Linked DNA regions of Homo sapiens: regions 1 and 3 are each linked to region 2. Evidence: read pairs that join two places in POLR2A ChIA-PET (ENCODE). Cell type or tissue: MCF 10A. All regions are shown on one strand. Region 1 overlaps PCNX2 (pecanex 2). Region 2 overlaps PCNX2 (pecanex 2). Region 3 overlaps PCNX2 (pecanex 2).

Region 1 (5,000 bases), 67 kb before region 2:
GTGGAAGCCTTAACCAGACAGGATGCAATGGAAAGAAGAAGCAAATTGGAGCAGCATTGAAAATGTGTATTGATGGCACACAAGGATCAGGAGACTGTTGAGACGGTGGGAAAGAAACAGCTCTCAGGTGTCCGTCATCAAGTGGGGGCTGCATTGACCCCTCCCATGTCAAAAACTTAAATCACCTGGGTTACAGAAAAGCACCCTCACAACAACCATTGAGTAGGTATTGTTTTCCCTTGTTAAAGAAGAGGAACCCAATGGTCAGAGATGTCTAGTAACTTAGCCAGTGTCACACAGCTCATGGTAGGACCTCCACTCATGGGAGTTACCCGGCTTGACAGAGACTACTGAGTCATTCACTGATGACCAGGAGTGAAATGTGGAGCTCAGACCTTCGAAAGGCTGAGATGGCACTGAAATAAAAAAGAGGGATAGTGTATGCTATAGACTGAATGTGTCCCTCAAAATTCATGTTGAAACCTAATCCCCAATGTAATGGTATTGGAGGCGAGGGCTTTGTGAGGTGATTACAGATATTGAGGGAGGAGTCCTCATGAATCAGATCAGTGTCCTTGTAAAAGAGGCCCTAGAATGCTCTCTTGCATCTTCTACCATGTGAGAACACAACAAAAAGGCATCATCTAGGAGTCAGGAAGCAGGGCCTCCCCAGACAACAAACCTTCTCCTTCCTGCACCTTGACCTTGGGCTTTCAGTGCCCAGAACTGTGAGAAATAAATTTCTGTGGTTTATAAGCCACCCAGTCTATGATATTTTCTTATATCAGCCCGAACAGACTAAGAGTACAGTAGCTTTCAAGGGCAACTGGATCAAGGGGAAGGAGAACTTTTTTTATTTGTTAAAGATGTCAGCAACTGGCCGGGTATGGTGGCTCACCCTTTAATCCCAGCACTTTGCGAGGCCGAGGCAGGCAGATCACCTGAGGTCAGGAGTTCGAAACCAGTCTGACCAACATGGTGAAACCCCGTCTCTACTATAATAAAAAATTAGCTGGGTGTGGTGGTGTGTGCCTGTAATCCCAGCTACTTGGGAAGCTGAGGTATGAGAATTGCTTGAACCCGGGAGGTGGAGTTTGCAGTGAGCTGAGATTGTATGACTGCACTCTAGCCTGGGTGATAGAGAGTGACTCCAGCTCAAAAAAAAAAAAAAAAAAGTCAGCAACTTGAGCATTTTTATAGGCGGGGCAGAGGGGACCAATGAAAAGAAAGTAGGACATCCTAGTGTGAGGGGAGAGTTGGGCTCAGGGAAGGAGGAAGTACACCTCTCCCTTGGACACTGGAAGGGAAGGCGTTGCTGATGAAAACTCCAAAGAAAGAAGAGGTCCGTGCAGGATGCCTCATCACTGGGTTTGAGCTTTTCAGCAAAATTGGTGGGGAAGACATCTGCACAGAATTAGAAAAATAATAAATGCAGACATGGTACCTTAGAGTGCTGGAAAAGGCACCCCACCCTCGGGGAAGCTGATCTGAGAGGCATGCAGGGCGTCCTGGTGTGGGGAGCTGTGTGGAGAGTGCGTCTGGAGGCAGTGAGTCTTACTTCCTGACTTTGTAGCCATGCAGCTCAGCAGCCTCAGGAAGACTCAGCTCCCTGCAATTTGCTTTACAGGTACTGCTCTCGGGCGTTTAGACTTCCACAATGGGGAAGATAAAAGAAATACATTTTAATTTCTAGGAAAATGAAGCATGTAAAAATAAAATCACTTGCTCTATCCAGTGTATCATTTGCTTTTCCAGACTATTTTAGCAGTTACAGTGGACAACTGCTAAGCACACTTGACTCATTCATTTGTAGATTTCATTATAAGCACCACAATTAACCCATCTTAAAAAAAAATCTTGACAGAAAAGTATTTAAGTTCTTGACTAAATTCAGCTTTCAGAAGGCATCAGTGATTCTGCTGATGGTGATTGAGAAGATTAAATATGTAGATGTTTTCTTCTTGGTGTATGAGAGACATGTTTGTGTTGGTGGGAGCACCAGGTGTGTGTGGGAGAGGAGCTGGAGTCCCAGGCCACCACACTGGTTGGGGTGGTAACATGTATTTCCCATGTTCTGCTCTGCCAGGCCGAATACAATGTGTTGATAACTGACATCTGTGCTTCTATCAAATTAAACCTGAAGTGCCTCTTTTCATTTCAAATAACTTTGCTCTTTCCTCAGGTGATTATCTTTAATCTTTGTTAGAAATGCTTGTTCCCTGGTGCCACAAAGAAATAGCACTCGAACATAAATTTAATTCTCTCAGCAAGGCCATTTTTACTTCCTGCAGAAAGGGTGCTCTATGCAGATGGAACAATGGCGAGAGCACGCTTGAACAAAGGAAAAGCAGACATATTTATCCCTTACACATTTGGGTCGTCCTTACTGCTGTGTCTGGCATCCATTGGCTGGAGCTGGACCTCACAGTCTTAAACAGATACCCTATTTGCTAATAGCTTAACACTTTCTTAAACAGGTAAGTGCAAGGGAGAACAAAGAAGAAGAGAAAGTTGCTCATGAAAGGTTTAAGGAAGCAATAACATTTCCAAATAGGGAAGGGGCATAAGCTATGAGCTAAGACTTGCCTGGGCCTGTCCAGACATGCTTGAGTAAGCCAAAGCAACTAACTGGGCTAAAGTGTAAGAACTGATAGTTGATAGGAGGCTTTAGAGTAAGAAGCTATTATTCCTAGTGTCTATTATTATATTTTTAAACCAAGACAAGCTTTGAAGAGGAACTTTTCTACTTTCTACAATCTTTATCAGGTTTTCAGTTCATTAGTCTATTTAATCTCTTATGTCATTTTTACATTTTTTATGCCATTTAGACCATCAATTAATAAACATTGAGAAATACAATTATTATAATTGTTAATTATTATATTGAATTCAGAGGAGGGACACATGTTTAATATTACATTCTATAGAACATTCTAAGCTTAATTTCAGGAAAGATTCAGTTTTATTCTTATAAGTATGTATAATTAGTCAAAAAGTTCCTTATCAAAATCAATGTCTATAAACCAACAGGTGAGTTTTTTGTGTGCCCACCAGATGCTTATATGTCCGTGGGCAGGAATAATCATGGGAATAACTCATCCATCCAGCTGGACCTTGGGGATATTTCTAAATGTCTGATAGAGATCCTGCTATTCACACAGCTGTGGAGTGACTTGGCTAACTGATGTCTTTTCTTTAGGAACCGTGGAGCATGCAACACATCCCGGCACTGTTTTCGGCCTTCTGTGGCCTCTTGGTCGCCCTTTCTTACCATCTGAGCCGTCAGAGCAGTGACCCATCTGTACTCATGTGAGTGGTCTATGCCTGTGCTCTCTCATCACTGAGCTGGGGGCATAGTTCCTGCAGCTTTGTGCCCTGACTGAGATGGGCAGACAGCAATTCACTGCCCATTGTGATTTGACTCTCATTATTAAACTAGCTGGTCACTCACTAGAGGAGGGAAGGAGAAATACAGGACCAGCCAGAAACTAATAACAATTAAAAATGAACATCTAGCAAACATTTTAGTTTTGCTCTTTTGATTTTGGAGTAAAATGCACAGTGGCAGGAACAGAGGGTCGATAGCACCCAAGCCCTGTTGTGACTTTCCCTTGGGTGAGCTGGGTAAGAAGCTGCCTCCTCAACAATACCCTCTCTAGATCCATTAACTACATCCCTGCCTTTACTCTAGGCAGTTACCCTGGGGAGACTAAACCAGCACCTCTGAAAAGAAAGATTTTGTTTGATTTTATTGTTTTGTTGTTGTTGTTGTTCCCAATCTGGCCAACGTCCTCTGGATTTAAAGTGAAATTTGCACCAAAGTGTTAAAATGTATTTAATGTAATGCTTAGTAATGTGAAAGTATACATTACAATCTTCCCTTTAATCATATCTTTAAGTTTTGGTAACGTGTACTCTGGCACTGGAAATCTTTCATGTGATGCCACAGTGAGTTTAAGATATTGACAGTAGCATCTTATGTAATTTGTTTAAATTTATGAAAGATTTTGATTTAAGATAACCGTAACTCTTTGAAGACCAGAGACACCATAATTTTAGGCCATGAGGTGCAGTAGTGTGAAAGGCATGAAAAATGGGGGAAACAAAAGTTAAACATGGTTCACACAATTTTTAGTGTCAATTGTATTAGTGCAATGTTCACTTTTTGCTGCTAATTGTGAAGATGAAGCCCTAGTGGGCTAGCAGAGATGGAGGACCTTCCCCATGTCCCACTGCTGACAATAGAGGGCAATGATACTGCTAAGGTACTTGACTGCTCTCATTAGGATGAAATTTACAAATCAAAACACTATCTTTATGATCACTTGAACATGCACCTCTTTTTATTATAAATTTTTAAATGAAGAGAGCACTTGTTTTTGTCATGTGTGGGTGTGAGATCTAAGGTGAAGTTATTTACCGAAAACACTGTCCCAGGAACATCTTTGATGAAGTATTGTGTTTTTCCACTTTCAGGTCCTTCATCCAATGCAGGCTGTTTCCTAAATTTTTACATCAAAATCTGGCAGAGTCAGCTGCTGACCCTCTCCCCAAGAAGATGAAAGATTCAGTGGTGAGACATTTGCGTTGTGTAATGTAGCATAGGAGGGCCTCATCTTTCAGCAGAGATCAGGCTCTCAATGGAGCTCTAGGCAGGTGGACATGAGAAGGACTAGGACAGAAAGATACACCTCGCTTGGTACCTGGCACACTGGGCTGTTGAGCTGCCTGCCAGGTGCAGCCCTATTTGAAACGCTTGCTCTCCGGTGCTGTAAAGAATATCACTTGAAAGTAAATTTAACTTACTCAGCAAGGCCATTTTTATACTTTCTGCAGAAAGGGTACACTCGCCAGCAGTTTTGCCATGAGAGTACACCAAACAAAGGAGACAGGGTCATTTATAACCTGACACATCCACCTTACTGCTGTGTCCGGTTTCCATTGGCTGGAATGGGGCCTCACATTCTATATTTGTCCCGATTGGCTAGCAACTTAGAACT
Region 2 (5,000 bases):
GTGCTCTGGAGGATAAGCCTGTGTGTTTTGCATTGTTTAATCTTCCCCACCTTCTACCAGAGCCGTGAGGGGATGTTTCTTGATCTTCACCATGAGAACCTAGTGGGGTTTCTGGAAGTAAAACCCCTGAAAGTGTAGGCCCTTCCCTAAGACCGTGGTGCCTGTGAGTTTCTTAATCTCATGGTAGGCCACCCTCAGCCTGTATAACTTCATGAAAATTATCATTTAAATGTTCCTAGGAGTTTATGGCCACAGCACCTTTTGCCCCACAGAAGCTAATCTGCATTGTGACTTTCTGGATGCGCCTGTCGCTCCGTAGTCCAGAGTTTTCTGTGACCGCTGCAATATCAGTGATCTGATGGGTTGAGACGAGCCATCAGTTTTCTGTTTATCCAGCTTCTTCTTCTTGTAAAAATAACTTCCAAGCTTTTTACATGCCACAGCAGAAACCAAACGTCTCTGAAGTCTTTCTTTCAAATCACAAGCCATATTTTGTACCTTCTCTGCCCAAAACCCTGTAATGACTCACCACTTCATACAGAGTAAAAGGCAAACCCATGACACTGGCCCAGCACCAACTGGTCTCCGTTCTTGCTCTGACCTCCTCTTCTGTTCTTCCTCATGCCCAACCCAGGTAGACTTGCAGTTCCTCCACTATGCCAGATGTGCTGCCACTGGAGACTCCACGCTCTGTTTCCTTTGTCTTTAAATGTTCCTCCCTTGATATCCACTGGACTCGATCCTTTTTTGAGCCTTTGCTCAGATCTCACCTTTTCAGTCAGGTTTGCCCTGACCCACCCAGTTTCATATTGTAATTTTACCCTACTTCACCGTTCACCCCAGGTTTCCAATCCTTTCACCCTTTTAAGTACTTGCACTACTTTTTACCTTTTTGTCATAGCCGTCATCATCTTATAACACACTTTATAATTGTTTATTATATTATTGTATCTCCCACTATTATTAAGTTCCTTGAAGGAAAAGATCTTTGTCTCTTTTGGTTACTGATAGAACCCCAATTTGCAGAACACAGTCAGGCACAGAGTAGATATGAAATAAAACTCCGGAATGTTGAATATTGCTCTCTTACAATGACTGTTCATTAGCATATCCTAAGTCACTTACAGAGGCTGACTTGAACTCAGTGCTATTCGAGTCTGCACAGGCTCAGGAGTAAAGACTGGTTTGCAGAAGTTCCATGCAGCCACTGCATAGGCAAAACACATTTTCTGGGCTTTCAGGGATACATTTGCACTCTCAGCTGCCACCCAGGATGGTTCAGGGAAAGAATTTCACAAGCTCTGCACTATGCCTGAAAACAAAGAACACACACCTCTAGTGCGTCTGTGTTCCCAGGAAGACCGGAAATGCCTCAGTGGTGAGACCACTGCTGTATTTCTTTCTTTCCTACCTTACACAACATCTTACAAGAGGCAGGCTCGTAATAATTACTCAGCACATATTGACTGAATTCATTTGAGAGCTTCCGAGATGGAAAACTGTTTTTTTGAGAAATAAACTCTTAGCTTGGATGCAGGGGTTGGGTGGCGTTTTATTATTCTAGAGAGATGCTGACTCATAGTGGTGGGGGAAGGGAGTACGGGGAGAAGCAAGGCTTTTAGACTGAGCCTATGGATTACTTAGATTTCCTCCTCTGGCTTCTCAAGGTGTATGTTTTGATTTTCTTGGCTTCTTATGAATCTTGTTCAGCTGTCTAGCTGCTGCCTGCTGTCCTGTTCACAGTGGGGAGTTAGCACAGGGCCAGTAGAGCTGTGAGTTTGTTGCTCTGTGCTGTCTAGTCATCAGAATCCCTCTTGCAAAACCAGGAAGAATAAACCACAATCTGCTTCTAGCTGTAAATCTACCCTGGTGATGACAAGCTGATGTCACCCAACTGGCCAGCTCACTGCGTTGTGACCACAGCCTGTGGCTGCATTCTTAGTGTTGTATTGTGTAATTGCAGGAAAGTGCCTGCACAGAACCTACACATCCCTTAAAGATTTACAGCCTAACACATCCACTTTCTTGTCTTCTCCTCCCTAGGACGGCACCCACACACAAAGAGGATGATTTCCCTTAACTCAAACCATGCAAGTTACTGCAGTTCATCTCATGGGAGGGGCTGAAATACACGCTAGTAACTCCTCTGCCCTTCAGCCTTCAAAGTAAGAGTCAGCTTTTTCTCCCCATTTGGGACATCAAGCCTAGCATGTAAGACTTAAAATTTTTTTCTTCATTTTTGCTTAATTCTCATGCCAAAGTATACTATAATAAATATGTGAATTTAGTTATATTGTTCAAAGATCTACACAGACACATTCATCCCGCTAACACATCAAAGAAGTATTTACGAACGCCCATCTTTTTAAAAAGTTTGCAGCATTCTCTGCTGAAAGAGAGAATTCTCACTGGTTAAATGTTGCAGTCCCTCTGGGCAGTGATGTGCCTTCATTAATAGAGAGAATTGAAGAGCCAGAGCTGGTAAATCTTCTAAGGAGCAGGGAAGTAAGGTGTGCTTAAGGCACAAAGGCTACTTGAGTGGCTTCAGGAATTCAAGACAGGTGACAACTCTAGACTCACTTGCTGAAAGAATTTTGAAAACCTTGCTCATTCAGCACCTAGGAGTGCCCTCTGAAAGGCCCTCCTTAAAGTGCTTCCAGAATAGAGAACTCAATCTGGTGAAGCGCCAGGGAAGCCTTTTCCTTGCAAGGCTGACCACTGGCATGTGCCTTCCTGTGCTGGCTGTAGGCATCTTGTTTTATAGGATGTACATTTGGAACCTGCAGATTTCAATTCTATACCAGGTGCTCATATTTAGGACAAGATCTTCAAGGTCACAGATTTTCCCATTCTTTCTTTCCTTGAACTAGCAGTTTTGGAAGTACTTTGAGTGGTCCAAACCATGGTGTTTCTACCTTAGGTGAAGAAAGGCTATGAATGAGACTGAGATAGTTACTATAAAATTTGAAACATCCAGGGAGGAAGAGAGGATAAATACCTGTCTTATCAGAAAAAGCAGTGGCAATTGCAAAGATGTGACATGTAAATGAGAATCATGAAGTAATCGGAAAAATTCCATTGAACCCAAGCTCCTATAGCCTATGCGCTTGATGAACTGGAACAATACCTGAGGCCTTCAGTCACTTGTTTCACTTTCTGAAAAGCATTAACTGAAATACCTACTATGATCCTACAAATCTTCTAGAAGATAAAAGTAAAACTGTAAATAATACCAGTGCCTGCTGCCAATGACAGTGCATTCTAATGGGGGATGCAGGAGAGACAGACATATAAAAAATAATTTGGGGCTGAGTGTGGTGGCTCACACCTGTAACCCCAGCACTTTGGGAGGCCGAGGTGGGCAGATCGCTTGAGCTCAGGCATTCAAGACCACCCTGGACAACATAGGGAGACTCCATCTCTACAAAAAATTCAAACATTAGCTAAGTGTGGTGGTGCTACTTGGGAGGCTACTTTGGAGGCTGAGGTGGGATGATCGCTTGAACCTGGGAGGTTGAGGCTGCAGTGAGCCATGATTATGCCACTTCACTCCAGCCTGGACAACAGAGCAAGACTCTGTCTCAAAAAATAAAAAATGAAAAATAAATAATTTTGAAACAATCTCATAAGTGCAACCAGTAAAATAACCTGTATTTATGAGTACTTATAATATTCTGGTTCTTGAGCTAAAAATGTACATGGATGACCTCATTCAATCTTCACAATAAATTGCTGAGGTAGGTAGGCACCAGTCTGCTGTGCAGATGAGAAAACTGAGGCTCAGTGGACTGAAACCCATCTCACAACTAATAAGAGGCAGACCTAGCATCAGAACCCGGGTCTGACTCCAGTGCCCATTCTTGCTGCCAAGATTCTGTACGACTTTCCGTGTGATAAAAAATGATATGCCAAATATTTTAAGAGTCTCTAGAAGGAGACAAGTGATCAGGGCAGTGGAGAGAAGGATAACAGGATAATCTTTGAGGGGATGTCACTTTGAACTACTTCTTTATTCCATTTTATTTCTTCTACTGACATATTATTTGTGCCATTTAAAAGTCATTCTCTTATATTAGGAATATAAAAGTTAATTCGTCAGTATCTGCCTTTAAAGGTATATGTGTGGTGTTGTTACACTACACAGAAAGTGGTATATTATTTAAATAATATAAATTTAAATATATATTAAATTTAAATAATATTACGTTTAAATAATATACCACTTTATATGTAGTGTGAGGAATTTTAACATTATTTCTCCTTCCTTTCCTTTGTGCTATTATTGTCATATATTTATTCTTACATATGCTAAGAACACACAATCCGTTGTTTACTATTCTTGCTTTAGAGGAAAATTGCTCTTTTAGAGCAATTAAAAATTTCTAAACATGATTTTAATTTATTTATTTCATTCCCAATGCTCTATATCTTTGTGTAGATTCAAGTTTCTGACCTGAAGTTTTCTTCTGCCTGAAGAACTTTCTTGAACAGCTCTTGAGTGTAGGCCTATTGGCAAGACATTTTGTCAGTTTTGTTTGCATGAGAAAGTATTTCTCTTATATTTTTGAAAGATATTTTTGCTGGGAATAGAATTCTATGTTGATAGTTCCACAAGATGGCAGTTCTCCCAGCCATCTTAGCACTTTATAGATGTCCCTCTATGACCTGCTGGCTTGCATGGTTTCTGAGGAGTCTTCTGCAAGGCTTACCTTTGTTCTTCTCTGTGGAATATGTCTTTTTTCTGGCTGCCTTCAAGATTTCTTTTTGTCGTTTGTTTTCAGCAGTTTGAATATATGTCTTTTGTTTCCAGCAGTTGTTGCATATGGTTTTTGTTGTTTGTTTATTTATTCATTTGTTCATTTGTATATTTATGCTCCTTGGTACTATCTGATCTTCCTTTTTTTAATTTTTTTTATTTTTTGAGACAGGGTCTCCCTCTGTCACCCAGGCTGGAGTGCAGTGGCACCATCTCAGCTCACTATAACCTCTGCCTCCTGGGT
Region 3 (5,000 bases), 180 kb before region 2:
GGGGAGGGTCCGGTCCCGGGGAGCTGTGGGTATGGAGGGAAGAAGGAGAAAGGAACCACAGACGTGCCATCAGCCTCACGGGCTTTCGGGTTCGTAGAGATTCTTAAGAGACGGAAAGGGAGGGGCTTCAGAAATTTGGGACAGAGAACATGCAGGGAAAGGGGACTGTGAGGATTCACTGGAAAAGAAAAGAAGTAGACAGGACTGCGGGGGCTCGGGGACTCATTAAGAATTGATGCCGGATGTTAGGATGAGTCACTCTGCTTGTGGCAGGGAGCGTGCAGCCTGTTTTGTAGGTGGGTAACTCTAGGCCTTAGAGCTGGGTAGCTTGGGATAATGTTTGGTGTGAAATGCTGTAGATTGTAGCCAAGAGGAAAAACGAAATGTAAAAAGCAGACTCATTTCAGTTATTGTCCCCTTTTTCCCCCCTCACCTTCTTTCTTGTTTTGCTTTGAGAAGGCAGTTCAGTTATCAGTTACTCACATTGTAATTTCTACACCACTATGTATAGAAATCTGTAGGAAGATATAATAATGGATAAATCTAATGTACTTTATGCTAAACAAAGTATTACAACATTTAGATGGGGCTTGACATTTTAGTGGGGTTATGGTAAGTGAGTGCTTGCTGAAGAACTACATAGATGGCCTTCTTAGGTAAATTATACGTAATTAAAACAATGGTTTACCTGCTTTGAAAAGCTGTACAGGTAAGGTGTTCCATGTCTTATTAAACTTTACGTGCCAAGAATCTAATTTTGGTATGTCGGTTGGAGGACTTTATTCCTAACACATTATTTGATCATTTTTTTTACAGCAAAAATCGTCAATGAGTTTGCATGACTGATGGATTCCGAGTTTGACATTTGTGATTGGGTTTCTCTTTACTCTTTTTCCGGCAGTGTATCCAAAGGGTCAGAACTCTGGGTGTGAAGTCATGATGCCTAGGTTAAATTTTGGGTCTACTGGTTACCAGTTCTGTGACCTTGGGGAGGTTATTTACCATATCTCATTTTTCATTTTCTTATCTGTAAAATGAGAAAAAGTAATAGTACCAGATTTACAGATTGTTTTAGGGATTAAATGAGATAGTACATATAAAGCCACAGGTCTGTCTTGACCTGAGATTGGACTCAGGCCTTGGGTTTACAATTCTGTTCTGCTACTTATTAGCTGTTTGGTCTGATACTGAACTTTTCTAAAACTTAGCATTCATATCATTAAAACGGATGTGATCATCACAATCACCACTTCACAGAAAAATTAACCAAAATTATATATAAAAAGCATTAAATACAGAAACTGCTTGGAAACCCTGCAATAAATGCAAGTTTATTTCTTCTTTCTGATTCTCCGCACCATTTTTCTTAACCCATTTTTCCTTAGCCTATGGGCCCCAGTGGTTTCTCTTTTCCTAGAGGGACAGCATAGCAAAGTCATGAGGAGCACAGCCCTCACCAGGGTGAAATCCTGGTTCTGCTGCTCACTAGACCTAATATGAGCTTGAGCAAGCTTCACCTTCCTTGTTTGTAAAGCAGGGATAATTACAGTACCTCCCTTATAGGGTGAATATGAGAACTGAGTGAATTAATAGATGAAAGTACTTCTTAGTACCTGTCACACAGAGAGTGCTCAGTAAGAGATAGCCCTTTTTAATCCTTCCCCATCTTCTAAAATCTCTCCATCCTTATGTTTTCTGATTTAGCTAGAATTAATTTCTCTTCTCCCTTGCCCTTATACCATTCTGTATTTACTATTAGTTTTACAGCATTCTGTAGTTAGACTATTAGCATTAATAGTACTTTTCGAATTCTGTCTGGTACTTAGTTGTTGGAACATGTATTTCACTTCTATGTCTAGATCATAAGCTTTTTTGAGGGCATGGATTTTTATGTTGTTTATTCATCTTGGTTTTTCCTTGTACATAGCAGAGTGCTCTGCATTTGGTAACACTGATCTCATATATAATTAACTTGTGTGTCTCTTTCTTTTCCAACTAGCATTAAATAGTCTACCTCACTATACTTTTTGAATATTTCCTAAGAATAAAAGCAATATATTTTCCACCTATAATTCCACTCCTCAGAAACCACCACATTCGCATTTAATGTTGTGTTCCTGCAGATGTTTTTTCCTATGCATATGGGCTCATTTTTATAAAACTCTACTTAAGATTTGATGTCTACGTATGGTCAGAACCCTTAATTTCTACCTAACTATGCTTTATTGAGTAGCTTGATTTAGATCTTGTGTTTGTGAGTAGGAAATTGTCCTTCATTAATTTGCTTTTTGATGATATTTAAATGTAATTTTCAGCTAAATCTCAAAATTTTAGAAAGTAAAGTCTGAGACCTTAAATAATTTTGCTTTTATATCAGACTTTAAAAAAAAACAGATATGCCCAAATTGTTATATCTCTATGCCAGCATGCCTTTAACTATTATAGAATAATTGTATGTGGGTACAGTTACTGTTATGCTACTTTTTAATATATAGCCTGCGTTATTAAAAACATGACAGGTTATTTTTTTCTTGCTTTGGTCTTCTGGTTTCTGAAAGTGCCCTTGAAATAAAAGGCCCTCTTCCCCAAATGGAGGCTTTGTTCTTCAGATCTTCGTGCTTAAATATATTCCTCTGCACTTCAGTGTTGCCTGTGATTGTTAATGTCTTTTTCAATTTGTTCATTTACAATCATTTGTTCCAAGAAGATACCTGACTGCTTACTGACAGCAGGGGCTTAGTCAAAGTTCTGTGAACTTTTCTGTTTTCTTTTTGTTTACAATTTTAGTTTAAACATGTTTAAGAAAGTTTTGGTTGGGTGTGGTGGCTCATGCCTGTAATCCCAGCACTTTGGGAGGCCAAGTTGGGTGGATCCCTTGAGATTAGGAGCACAAGACCAGCTTGGCTAACATAGTGAAATCCTGTCTTTACTAAAAAGACAAAAAATTAGCTGGGCGTGGTGGTGCATGCCTGCAATCCCAGTGACTCATGAAGGCTGAGACAGGAGAATCGCTTGAATCCTGGAGGCAGAGGTTGCAGTGAGCCAAGATCACGCCACTGCACTCCAGGCTGGGTGACAGAGCAAAACTCCATCTCAAAAAAAAAAAAAAAAAAAAAAGAAAGAAAGAAAGAAAGTTTCACTATTGAAAGGATCCACTTTTTAATATAACAGATACTTTGAGTATTTTAAATATTTTTATTATTAATTATTGAGGCAAATTTATTTATAATCCCTAGAATGTACTTAGATCTGGGTGATAATGTGGAAAATAGTGATTAATTAGCATTTATAAACTATGTATATATTTGTGAGAAATGTTTGGAAATGTACAACTGAAAACAGTAAGTCAATTTGGATAACTTGGAAAGAGTATTCAGAGCAGTTTTCTTTACAGCAGGGGCATATGGGCATGATTCTGGCCTTGTGTAAGTTCTGAGAGCACTAGCCTCATGTCAAATACACAGTTCCCAACCTCCTTTTCTTTTGGACAAACTGAAAGATGGTTAGTCTTGAGAGATATTTAAATTGTCACTTATTACATGTGTTTTGTCTTTATTCTTTTGAGATGATAATTAATGGAGATTCAGAGCAGAGTGTTCTTTACAGCAGGGGCATATGGGCATGATTCTGGCCTGTGTAAGTCCTGAGAGCACTAGCCTCATGTCAAAAGACACAGTTCCCATTCTTCCTCTTTTTTTTTTTTTTTTTTTTGAGACAGAGTTTCGCTGTTGTTGCCCAGGCTGGAGTGCAATGGCGCAATCTCGGCTCACCGCAACCTCCACCTCCCGGGTTCAAGCGATTCTCCTGCCTCAGCCTCCCGAGTAGCTGGGAGTACAGGCATGCGCCACCACCCTGGCTAATTTTGTATTTTTAGTAGAGGTGGGGTTTCTCCATGTTGGTCAAGCTGGTCTTGAACTCCCGACATCAGGTGATCCGCCCGCCTTGGCCTCTCAAAGTGCTGGGATTACAGGCGTGAGCCACCATGCCTGGCTCGTTCTTCCTCTTATCAATTGTGTGGCCTTATGCAAGTCACCTTACTTCTCCAGACCTCAGTTTAATCATCTGTAAAATGGGGATAACACTTTCATTTTATAGGTTTAGCAACTGAGGTCCAGGGAGAGTCAGCTATTTGCCCACAGTCATCTATAGTCAGTGGTAAAATCCAGCATTTAGCTGAGGTCCTGTAGCATCCGAGTCTTTGGCCCTTCCAGGACATTATGCTGCCTGACATACTACATATAAGAGCACTTTGAAGGCTGTGAAACCGTGGAGCCACCTGCAGTGGAATTATGATTATGCCAGTGGCATTGTGGTCAACTCCACTGGAGAGGAAGAGTTGAGTGGTGGGAAGAATGGGTTGGAACTTTCACATCCTTCAAGACCCCATGCCGGGCAACATTAGACTTAATTTTCCAGGCCTGGCATATATGTTTGTATGGGCAGCCCTTTCCCCGCTTGTGGACAGAAAGCCTGTCTTTCGTTCTATGGCTGGAGCTTTCTGTTTCCTTTCCTTTAACTTTAGCCAGACTTGTTCTGTTTCCAGTTCTGCTTTTTAAAATTTAATCTTAGAGACCTTCTTTGATAAGACCTACATCATTTCTAATTGCTATAATTATAATTAATAGGATTATCTGTCAAGCACTAGCATAGCACTAGGCAAATAGTAAGCACCCAACACATTCTAATTGTTATTACAGCTAATTGGTGACATTTCTATGACAGTCTGCAGCCGTTTCCCATTCTGGTGTGTCATTATTTTTTCTTAGATCTCGATTCCTCTTTTTTCAATCAATGTTTTCCCAAGATTTTACTATAAAAAGTTTAAAACATACAACAAAGCTGAAATAATTTTACTGTGTGCAGCTATATACATAGCACTTTGAGTTTACCCCATGAACATTTTACTCTACTTGCTTTATCACCTTTCTATCCATTTGTCCATCCTTCTAGCGATCCCTTATTCTACTTTATTTTCTTGATGCATTTCAAAGTAAACTGCA

The links. ChIA-PET counts read pairs that join two places held together with the same protein. Peaks named below come from ENCODE experiments on the same cell type or tissue, not always from the same donor. Only the 100,000 strongest peaks of a DNase experiment are listed, where the experiment ranks them.
Region 1: POLR2A ChIA-PET joins it to region 2 with 22 read pairs; 3 of 35 experiments call an interaction of 5 or more read pairs at or near these places.
Region 3: POLR2A ChIA-PET joins it to region 2 with 13 read pairs; 2 of 35 experiments call an interaction of 5 or more read pairs at or near these places.

What each region holds. Positions count from the first base shown.
Region 1 is chr1:233,177,375-233,182,374 of GRCh38, reverse strand. PCNX2 (pecanex 2) reads left to right here. Exons shown (of 34, transcript NM_014801.4): 16 at 3,200-3,309; 17 at 4,477-4,573. Among named protein-coding and RNA genes, the nearest start is that of PCNX2, 120 kb to the left of the region's middle. RefSeq lists enhancers at 2,512-2,701, 2,031-3,230. In MCF 10A, no CTCF peak of the experiment used is centred here; a DNase peak (open chromatin) is centred at 2,524.
Region 2 is chr1:233,110,010-233,115,009 of GRCh38, reverse strand. The region is part of intron 21 of PCNX2 (pecanex 2); the gene reads left to right. Among named protein-coding and RNA genes, the nearest start is that of NTPCR, 160 kb to the right of the region's middle. RefSeq lists an enhancer at 1-408. In MCF 10A, no CTCF peak of the experiment used is centred here; DNase peaks (open chromatin) are centred at 569, 1,349 and 1,899.
Region 3 is chr1:233,290,320-233,295,319 of GRCh38, reverse strand. The region is part of intron 1 of PCNX2 (pecanex 2); the gene reads left to right. Among named protein-coding and RNA genes, the nearest start is that of PCNX2, 2.9 kb to the left of the region's middle. RefSeq lists an enhancer at 160-209. In MCF 10A, no CTCF peak of the experiment used is centred here; DNase peaks (open chromatin) are centred at 239 and 2,979.